Regions from separate parts of the Homo sapiens genome. Here region 2 is linked to region 1. A link is an interaction called in ENCODE POLR2A ChIA-PET data of the cell type or tissue named here. Cell type or tissue: HepG2. All regions are shown on one strand.

Region 1 (4,000 bases):
CTACTGGGGAGGCCGAGGCAGGAGAATCAGTTGAACCCAGGAGGTGGAGTTTCCAGTGAGCCGAGATCACTCCAACGGCCAATAGAGCAAGACTCTGTCCAGAAAAAAAACAAAAAAAAAAACAGCCTCTGCCAGTGTCTCGTCTGAGTGAGGAACGGCCTCTCCCAGGCTCCCGTCTGAGTGAGGAGCTCGAGTGATTCCTTTGCACCTGCTCCCCTTCCTCTTAAATCTAATGTGGGCTCCTAGAGTGCACCGCGTGCTGGTAGGGTCAGTGTCATGGGGACCTCAGGGATGCAGATTCTCAGCCTACCCTGACCTGTCGACCCCAGTCAGATATTCACGGGTCCTTGCAAACCATCAAGCTCCTGGCGCAATCCAGGCTCACACACCCTTCTGAGGACCACAGAGCTGACAGCCACTCCACCTGCTGAATGTGGGTGCCGTGTTCTTAAGGGGTCGTCAGAGGGCACTGCTAGTACCCATCCTGCCTCCTTGGAGAACACCTTACTTTGTGACTAGTTTTGAATCACTGATGCCACACCGGGTCCCCTCAGGGTTTGGCTGCTCGCCGTCTGCTGAAAGAAGAGAAGAGGGCCCCGGCGCGGTGGCGCACACCTGTAATCCCAGCACTTTGGGAGGCCAAGGCAGGTGGATCACCTGAGGTCAGGAGTTTGAGACCAGCCTGGCCAACATGTGAAACAATCTCTACTGAAAATACAGAAATGAGCTGGGTGTGATAGTGTGCGCCTGTAGTCCCAGCTACTCAGGAGGCTGAGGCAGGAGAATTGCTTGAACCCAGGAGGTGGAGGTTGCAGTGAGCCGAGATCATGCCATTGTAGTCCAGCATGGGCAATGAGAGAGAAACTCCATCTCAAAAAAGGAGAAAGCAGGTCACACCTCCAGTTCTAATTCTACAAACACAGATCAGATTGTCTGAAGTTTTGTTTTTTGTTTTGTTTTGTTTGAGACAGAGTTTCACTCTTGTCACCCACCCTAGAGTGAGATGGCACGATCTCGGCTCACCATGACCTCCGCCTCCCAGGTTCAAGCGATCCTCCTGCCTCAGTCTCCTGAGTAGCTGGGATTACAGGCGTGAGCCACCATGCCTGGCTAATTTTGTATTTTTAGTAGAGACAGGGTTTCTCCACGTTGGTCAGGCTGGTCTCGAACTCCCGACCTCAGGTGATCTGCCTGCCTCAGCCTCCCAAAGTGCTGGGATTACAGGCGTGAACCACCACGCCCTGCCTCGTTTTTGTTTATTTGAGATTGAGTCTCACTGTGTTGCCCAGGCAGATCTCAAACTGCTGGGCTTAAGCGATCCTCCTGAAGTGCTATGATTGCAGATGTGAACCGTCATGCCCAGCTTATTTAAAGTCTCTTAAACCACAGCATTGTTTCATTAATTTCCTACCAATTTTTTAACCAGCCAGAAAACTCAGACACCACACTGGGGCCAGAGCCAGGCAGTCCTTTGTTCTCTGTTGTAGGAGGGAATGCCTGATCCACAGGGCCAGGCATGGGCAACTGAGGAAAATGAGGCCTCTTCTTCCAAAATGTAGGCAGCTGGGGCCCAAGAGCACAGGGCAAGGTAGACAGGACCAGGCCAGCTGCCTGCTCAGTCAGCAGCTCTCAGAACGCCAGGATGCTGTGGGGGCAGCACCAGCACCTGCCCACACTCTCACGTGGACCTGGGGGATGCAGACCTAGTTTCTGATGGTCCTGAAACCCTTCTCTGTCCTCTGATGGAAAGGCAGGCCCCAAAGGTGACAGGTGGGAATAAGGACTTGGTTTCTATGGCGTGGTTGTATGGTTGTAAGGCCCTGCAATGACCCCGTTCTCTCTGTCCCAGTTTCCTCTCCCCTGAGGCTGCCTCCCCAGCACCCAACCCGGACTGGCTCTCAGCTGCTGCACTGCACTTTGCGATTCAACAAGTCAGGGAAGAAAACATCAGGAAGCAGCTAAAGAAGCTGGACTGCGAGAGAGAGGAGGCAAGATAGGAAATTCTTTTACTGATTTATTTTCTCGCAAGCTTGGTTTCAATCAGTGCTATTTCTCTGGGCTTGTCTGATGAACTGTTTTTCTAAAGACAAATATGTGGCTTGGAGCAAGACTTTTTTTTTTTTTTTTTTTTTTTGTATTTTTAGTAGAGACGGGGTTTCACTGTGTTAGCCAGGATGGTCTCGATCTCCTGACCCCGTGATCCTCCCGCCTTGGCCTCCCAAAGTGCTGGGATTACAGGCGTGAGCCACCACGCCCAGCTGGCTTGGAGTAAGACTTTGACTATCAAGTTTACTAGTAAAAATAATAATTTCAGTTTTTTAAATGGTTGTATGTAGTTGAGACAGGGTCTCACTGTCGCCCAGGCTGGAGTGCAGTGGTGCAGTCAGCTCACTGCAGCCTCTTCTGGGCTCAAGCCATCCTCTTACCTCAGCCTCTGGAGTAGCTCAGACTACAGGTGTGTGCCACCATGCCCGGCTAATTTTGTAATTTTTTCTGAGATGGGGGTCTGTAGTCCAGGCATGGTGGCTCATGCCTGTAATCCCAACACTTAGGGAGGCCGAGGCAGGCGGATCACTTGGTGTCAGGAGTTTGAGACCAGCTTGGGCAACATGGTGAAACCCTGTCTCTACTAAAAACACAAAAATTAGTCGGGTGTGGTGGTGCGCACCTACAATCCCATAGCCTGTAAAGCTACTCAGGAGGCTGAGGCAGGAGGATCACTTGAACCCAGGGGGCAGAGGCTGCAGTGAGCCAAGATCACGCCACTGCCCTGCAGTCTGGGTGACAGAGCGAGACTTGTCTCAAAAAAAAAAAATTTGTTTAAAGTAAAAATTAAAAGAGATGGGGGTCTCACTGTGTTGCCCAGGCTTGAAGTGCGTTTCTTCAGCTTATTTTTATCCTCATCACAGCCCAGCGTAAATGCTGTCAGCCTTCAAGTGGTGCCTTCTGTGTTCATGCTGCAGTAGCCTTGATTCATGTGCTGAGGGACAGCCCCAGATAAGCTTGCAGTGAGACAGCTCAGACCTGGGGTGCTGGGGACAAGAGGCAGCAAGGATGGGACCGTCTGCAGCCATAGGCATAGGGAAAGGAGTGGGAGAGGCTGCTCTTGAATTCCAGGCCAGGGACCATGTTCGACTCAGACCCACTGCCCACCTGGTTGCTGCACCCTGGAAAGCCTGACTGCCCCCACAAGACCAGTGACACCCACACAGCTCTCTGTGCAGGGAGCCAAGGGTGGTGTGTGCAGAACAGGAACAGAAACAAGCATCCCACAAGAGAGCTGGAGGCAGCAGCCCTCTGTGCCCAGCCCGAGATCCGCAACGCATAGGTGCCATGTCAGCACACAACTTACACCAGCTCAAAGCTGGATCGACAGCAGCGCCCAGGGTTTTGGTGATTATAACCACCCTGCAGGGGTTCTTCTGAGTACGTCTTCAGGTTTCTTGTGTAGTTTTGTTAGAAGGGATTTTAGTGGCTCCAGGGCCTTAGGACCCTAGTGTGCAGCGAGGAGTGTCCACAGAGACCCTGCCCAGTCAGGCCCTACTTTAGGCTGGAGCCTGTGGGCTTATCTTCAAGGATTTTACAAACACTTCTGACAGGAGGCCTTGCAGGGAGATGATGCTGAGTTGGGACTGCGCACAGCCAAGGAGACCGCAGCAGTCTTCTCTTTCTGGCTCTTGTCACTTTTTCAAACTGTTTCTAGCTTTGTTTAAAGGCAAGTGTGAAATGACCCAGCCAGTAGTAATTAATTCTCAATTAAGCTGTCTCTCTAGAAGTGATTGGAAAGTTTTCTAAGATCCACTTAAAGGATTTATGGCCTAGATGTAAAAAATTTCAATTAAAGAGGAATGTGTCAGCCTTATTTAGAATGACAGCACAGGTAATTTTAATGTAATAATAAGTGCACGTTTTTATTTACAGCTATTGGTTTTCCTTTTCTTCTTCTCCTTGATGGGCCTGCTGTCGTCACATCTGACCTCAAATGTAAGTCAGACCTTAC
Region 2 (4,000 bases), 95 kb before region 1:
TTTGGCTACATTGGGCCCAACCCCCGCACGTGGCCGCTGCTTAAACGCTGACTGTGAGTGAAGCCATCTCTGATCTCTCCCGCCTCCAGGGGTTTCCTGCTTCCCAGGTCTCAGGCTGAGTGCTCTCAGAAGCACCAGGGCCAGGGCAGACAGGGGGACGCAGCACACCCATTCCTGGCAGACCCACGAACTAGCAACAGCCCAAAGCAGGCACCCTGCAGCAACTTTCAAATCAGCGCCGCCCCCCACCCACTGCCAACACTCCTGGAAGGCACAGGCACCCGGCCACACACCCATGACATCCCTAACAGTTTTTTTTTTTTTTTTGAGATGGAGTCTCGCTCTGTCGCCCAGGCTGGAGTGCAGTGGCGCGATCTCGGCTCACTGCAATCTCTGCCTCCTGGGTTCATGCCATTCTCCTGCCTCAGCCTCCTAAGTAGATGGGACTACAGGCGCCCGCCACCACGCCCAGCTAATTTTTTGTATTTTTAGTAATTTTTTTGTATTTAGTAATTTTTGTATTTTTAGAGATGGGGTTTCACCATGTTAGCCAGGATGGTCTCGATCTCCTGACCTCGTGATCCACCCGCCTTGGCCTCCCAAAGTGCTGGGATTACAGGCGTGAGCCACAGCGCCCAGCCCCCTCCTAACAGTTTAACACTCGAAACACAGATGTGTCCACTTGAGACACGTCTGTAATCCCAGCACTTTGGGAGGCCGAGGCAGATAGATCACCTGAGGTAAAAGGTTCAAGACCAGCCTGGCCAACATGGTGAAACCCCGTCTCTACTAGATTGCACACAGGGACACTGGGCAGCCATGAAAGAGAACAAGAGCCCTTTGTGCGGAGAAAACCCAAGACCCACACTGAGGAAAAGAGAGGGGAGCCCCTGAGTGCAGGAGGAGACAGAGCCACCTGCCTGCTGCACAGATGAAAAACACTCCTAGCACGGGCTGTTGGACACCCTTCATTGCACTCTGCACTTTGATTTGGAGCATGTGGATGTGCGAGTGTCAAGAAATCAAGGTGTGAGAGTGAGTAAGCCCGCAGCACCCAAGTCAGTCTTAGAATTCAGGGTGGGGGCCTGGTGGTCTGGGGCAAACACAGATCTGCCATCAGACAGCCTGTGTGGCTTCCGTGGCTCACCGTGCTTCCCTGAGCTTCCCTGGTTCCCGCTGATGAAACAGAGAAATCACCTACCATAAGAGTTATTGTAGGCTGGGGACGGTGGCTCACGCCTGTAATCCCAGCACTTTGGGAGGCCGAGGCAGGCCGATCACCTGAGGTAAGGGGTTCAAGACCAGCCTGGCCAACATGGTGAAACCCCATCTCTACTAAAAAATACAAAAATTAGCTGGGCATGGTGGTGGGTTCCTGTAGTCCCAGCTACTCAGGAGGCTGAGGCAGGAGAATGGCAAGAACCTAGGAGGTGGAGTTTGCAGTGAGCTGAGATTGCACCACTACACTCCAGCCTGGGCAATGTGGTAAGATCCCGTCTCTCTTAAAAATACAAAAAAAAAAAAAAAAAAAAAAAATGCTGAGCGTGGTGGTGTGTGCCTGTGGTCCCAGTTACTCTGGAGGCTGAGGTGGGAGAATCGTTTGATCCCCGGAGGCGGAGACTGCAGTGAGCTGAGGCACTCCAGCCTGGGTGACAGAGCAAGACTTGTCTCAGAAAAAAAAATAAAAACAAAAAAAGAAGCTGCTGAGAGCAGGCAAATGGAAGCCCAGAGGGAGAAACGCCCGCACGAAACCAGGAGTCTGTGTTTGTTTAGCAAACAGAGCCTGCTCTTTGGGTCAGAGGGAACCATGTGGTTGAGCCGTGAGCTTCCTCTTGCATCTCACTTCCGCCAGTGCTCGTCTCAGAGGGCGGTGGCTGATCCCTGGCTGAGACCAACCCACTCGTTCCATAAACTCACACGCCCCCCGCACGGGGCGTCCTCCTCCTCAACAAGAACCCAGGATGCCAGGCATCAATGCCTGCGGAGACCCGAGTCCGGGAGGTGCGTGCGGAGACCCGAGTCCGGGAGGCGTGTGTTGGCCACAGAACTGCCCTCAGCAGTGCCCCTGATCCCCCGCTTCTCCGCTCCTGCAGGGATCCCGACCCAGCCCCTGCCTGGCGTGTGTCAAGTCTTGAGGTGAGCCCTAAGGGGACCCCACCGCTGGTCACAGCAGAAAGGCAGCAGCTGAGAGGTGACAGCGTCAGATCCTACCTGAGAAGGTGCCCTCTCTCCTGGCTAAGAAGCACCCCTGTCACATGCGCCTCACGATGCGGCTATGCTATTAATCCCGGTCCAAGAGGTCCAGAGAGGGTGAGGAACTGACCCAAGGCCACCCAGCTGAGTCTGACCCTGGGCCTAGCCTTGGCTCCAGGGCTGACACGGAGACCTCAACTCTTCCCCCTCACCACCATCCGAGTCCCCTGAGGGTGGGGTGCCTCACTCCTGCAGCAGCAGACCAGGGAACTTGTTACAGATGCAGATTCTCAGGCTGACCTGGGAGGGTCAGAGTCAGATGTTCCGGGCAGGACTCGGATCTGGATTTAACAGGCCTGACAACGGAGCCTCGAGTCCTGCTCGAGGGAGAAGACCTGCAATTCCAGAACCCACGCGACGGGCCAGGCACGGGCAGCTTTGGAAACACAGATTCCTGGGGCCTGCAAAGACCTACAGAACAGGAATCTGGGGTGCAGGATTTTTTCTTTTTTTAGCTGGAGTTTCACTCTTGTTACCTAGGCTGGAGTGCAATGGCGCAATCCTGGCTCACCACAACCTCCGCCTCCCAGGTTCAAGCGATTCTCCTGCCTCATCCTCCTCAGTAGCTGGGATTACAGGCATGTACCACGACGCCCAGCTAACTTTCTTTTTTTCTTTTTTTTTTTTTTCAGTAGAGACGGGGTTTCTCCATGTTGGTCAGGCTGGTCTCGAACTCCCGACCTCAGGTGATCCGCCTGCCTTGGCCTCCCAAAGTGCTGGGATGACAGGCGTGAGCCACCGCCCCCGGCCGGGGGATATTTTTCACAGCTCTCCAGGGCGGTGAGACCTTCACAGCAGAGGTCAAGGTCGTTCTGGGTGAATGTACATTCCGGATTCTTGCATTTCACTGTATGTAAATTTCACCTCAAAAGAAACAACTATAAACAAACGTTGGTGTCTGCTTAATACCACACAGGCTGAAGTATTTAGGGGAACCGTCCTACCATCCACAACTTCCCTGAAATGCATTAAAATGAGATGGAAGGGAGGATGGAGAGAGACGCAAGGAAATACCTGGAGACAGTGGAGGAGGATCTGGAGGTGGGTTGTGGGCACTCCCTCAGATTCTCGGCCCCCGGTCCGCTGCAGTCGGCAGAATCACGGCCCCTAAAGCTGTCTGTGTTCTAACCCCAGAACCTGTGAGCATGTACCGAGAGGAGCTTACAGTGGCAGTTGAGGGTCCAGGTGCTGACCCCTGACAGGTGGATCATCCTGGGTTTCTGACCTCTTCAACTGTAAGAGAATAACCTATGTTTGTTTTGTTTTTGTTTTTGAAATGGAGTCTCACTGTGTCGCCCAGGCTGGAGGGCAGTGGCGCAATCTCGACTCACTACAACCTCCGCCTCCCAGATTCAAGCGATTCTCCTGCCTTAACCTCCTAAACAACTGGGACTACAGACGCCCGCCACCAAGCTCAGCAAATTTTTGTATTTTTAGTAGAGACGGGGTTTCACCATGTTGGCCAGGCTGTTCTCAAACTCCTGACCTCATGTGATCCGCCAGCCTCAGCCTCCCAAAGTGCTGGGATTACAGGTGTGAGCCACCACACCTGGCCCATACACTCCTTTTAAACTACTCCCACGCACTCCTCCCGCTCCTCAGTCCCAGAGAGACACACGCGCTGGAATGAAGGGGTCTTTGGAATGAGGAGGACAGAGAAGCCAGGCGAGGCTGGGCCCTTCCTCCAGGTGTCCTCGACTTCCCCGGCACGGGCTGATTTGCCTAATTACCAGGTGTGTTTCCAGCC

Evidence for each region. Peaks named below come from ENCODE experiments on the same cell type or tissue, not always from the same donor. Only the 100,000 strongest peaks of a DNase experiment are listed, where the experiment ranks them.
Region 2: POLR2A ChIA-PET joins it to region 1 with 5 read pairs; 5 of 35 experiments call an interaction of 5 or more read pairs at or near these places.

What each region holds. Positions count from the first base shown.
Region 1 is chr16:89,740,788-89,744,787 of GRCh38, reverse strand. ZNF276 (zinc finger protein 276) reads right to left here. Exons shown (of 11, transcript NM_001113525.2): 11 at 3,863-4,000. It overlaps FANCA (FA complementation group A), which reads left to right. Exons shown (of 43, transcript NM_000135.4): 37 at 1,850-1,988; 38 at 3,922-3,984. Among named protein-coding and RNA genes, the nearest start is that of ZNF276, 21 kb to the right of the region's middle. RefSeq lists enhancers at 484-653, 1,150-1,319, 3,284-3,453, 3,569-3,738, 3,981-4,000 and a silencer at 2,950-3,150. In HepG2, no CTCF peak of the experiment used is centred here; no DNase peak of the experiment used is centred here.
Region 2 is chr16:89,835,701-89,839,700 of GRCh38, reverse strand. The region is part of intron 1 of SPIRE2 (spire type actin nucleation factor 2); the gene reads right to left. LOC124903760 (a long non-coding RNA gene) reads left to right here and starts at 1,663. Exons shown (of 2, transcript XR_007065186.1): 1 at 1,663-2,001; 2 at 2,094-3,142. RefSeq lists enhancers at 1,421-2,042, 2,043-2,665. In HepG2, a CTCF peak has its summit at 910; DNase peaks (open chromatin) are centred at 870, 1,800 and 3,070; H3K4me3 peaks cover 1,045 bases.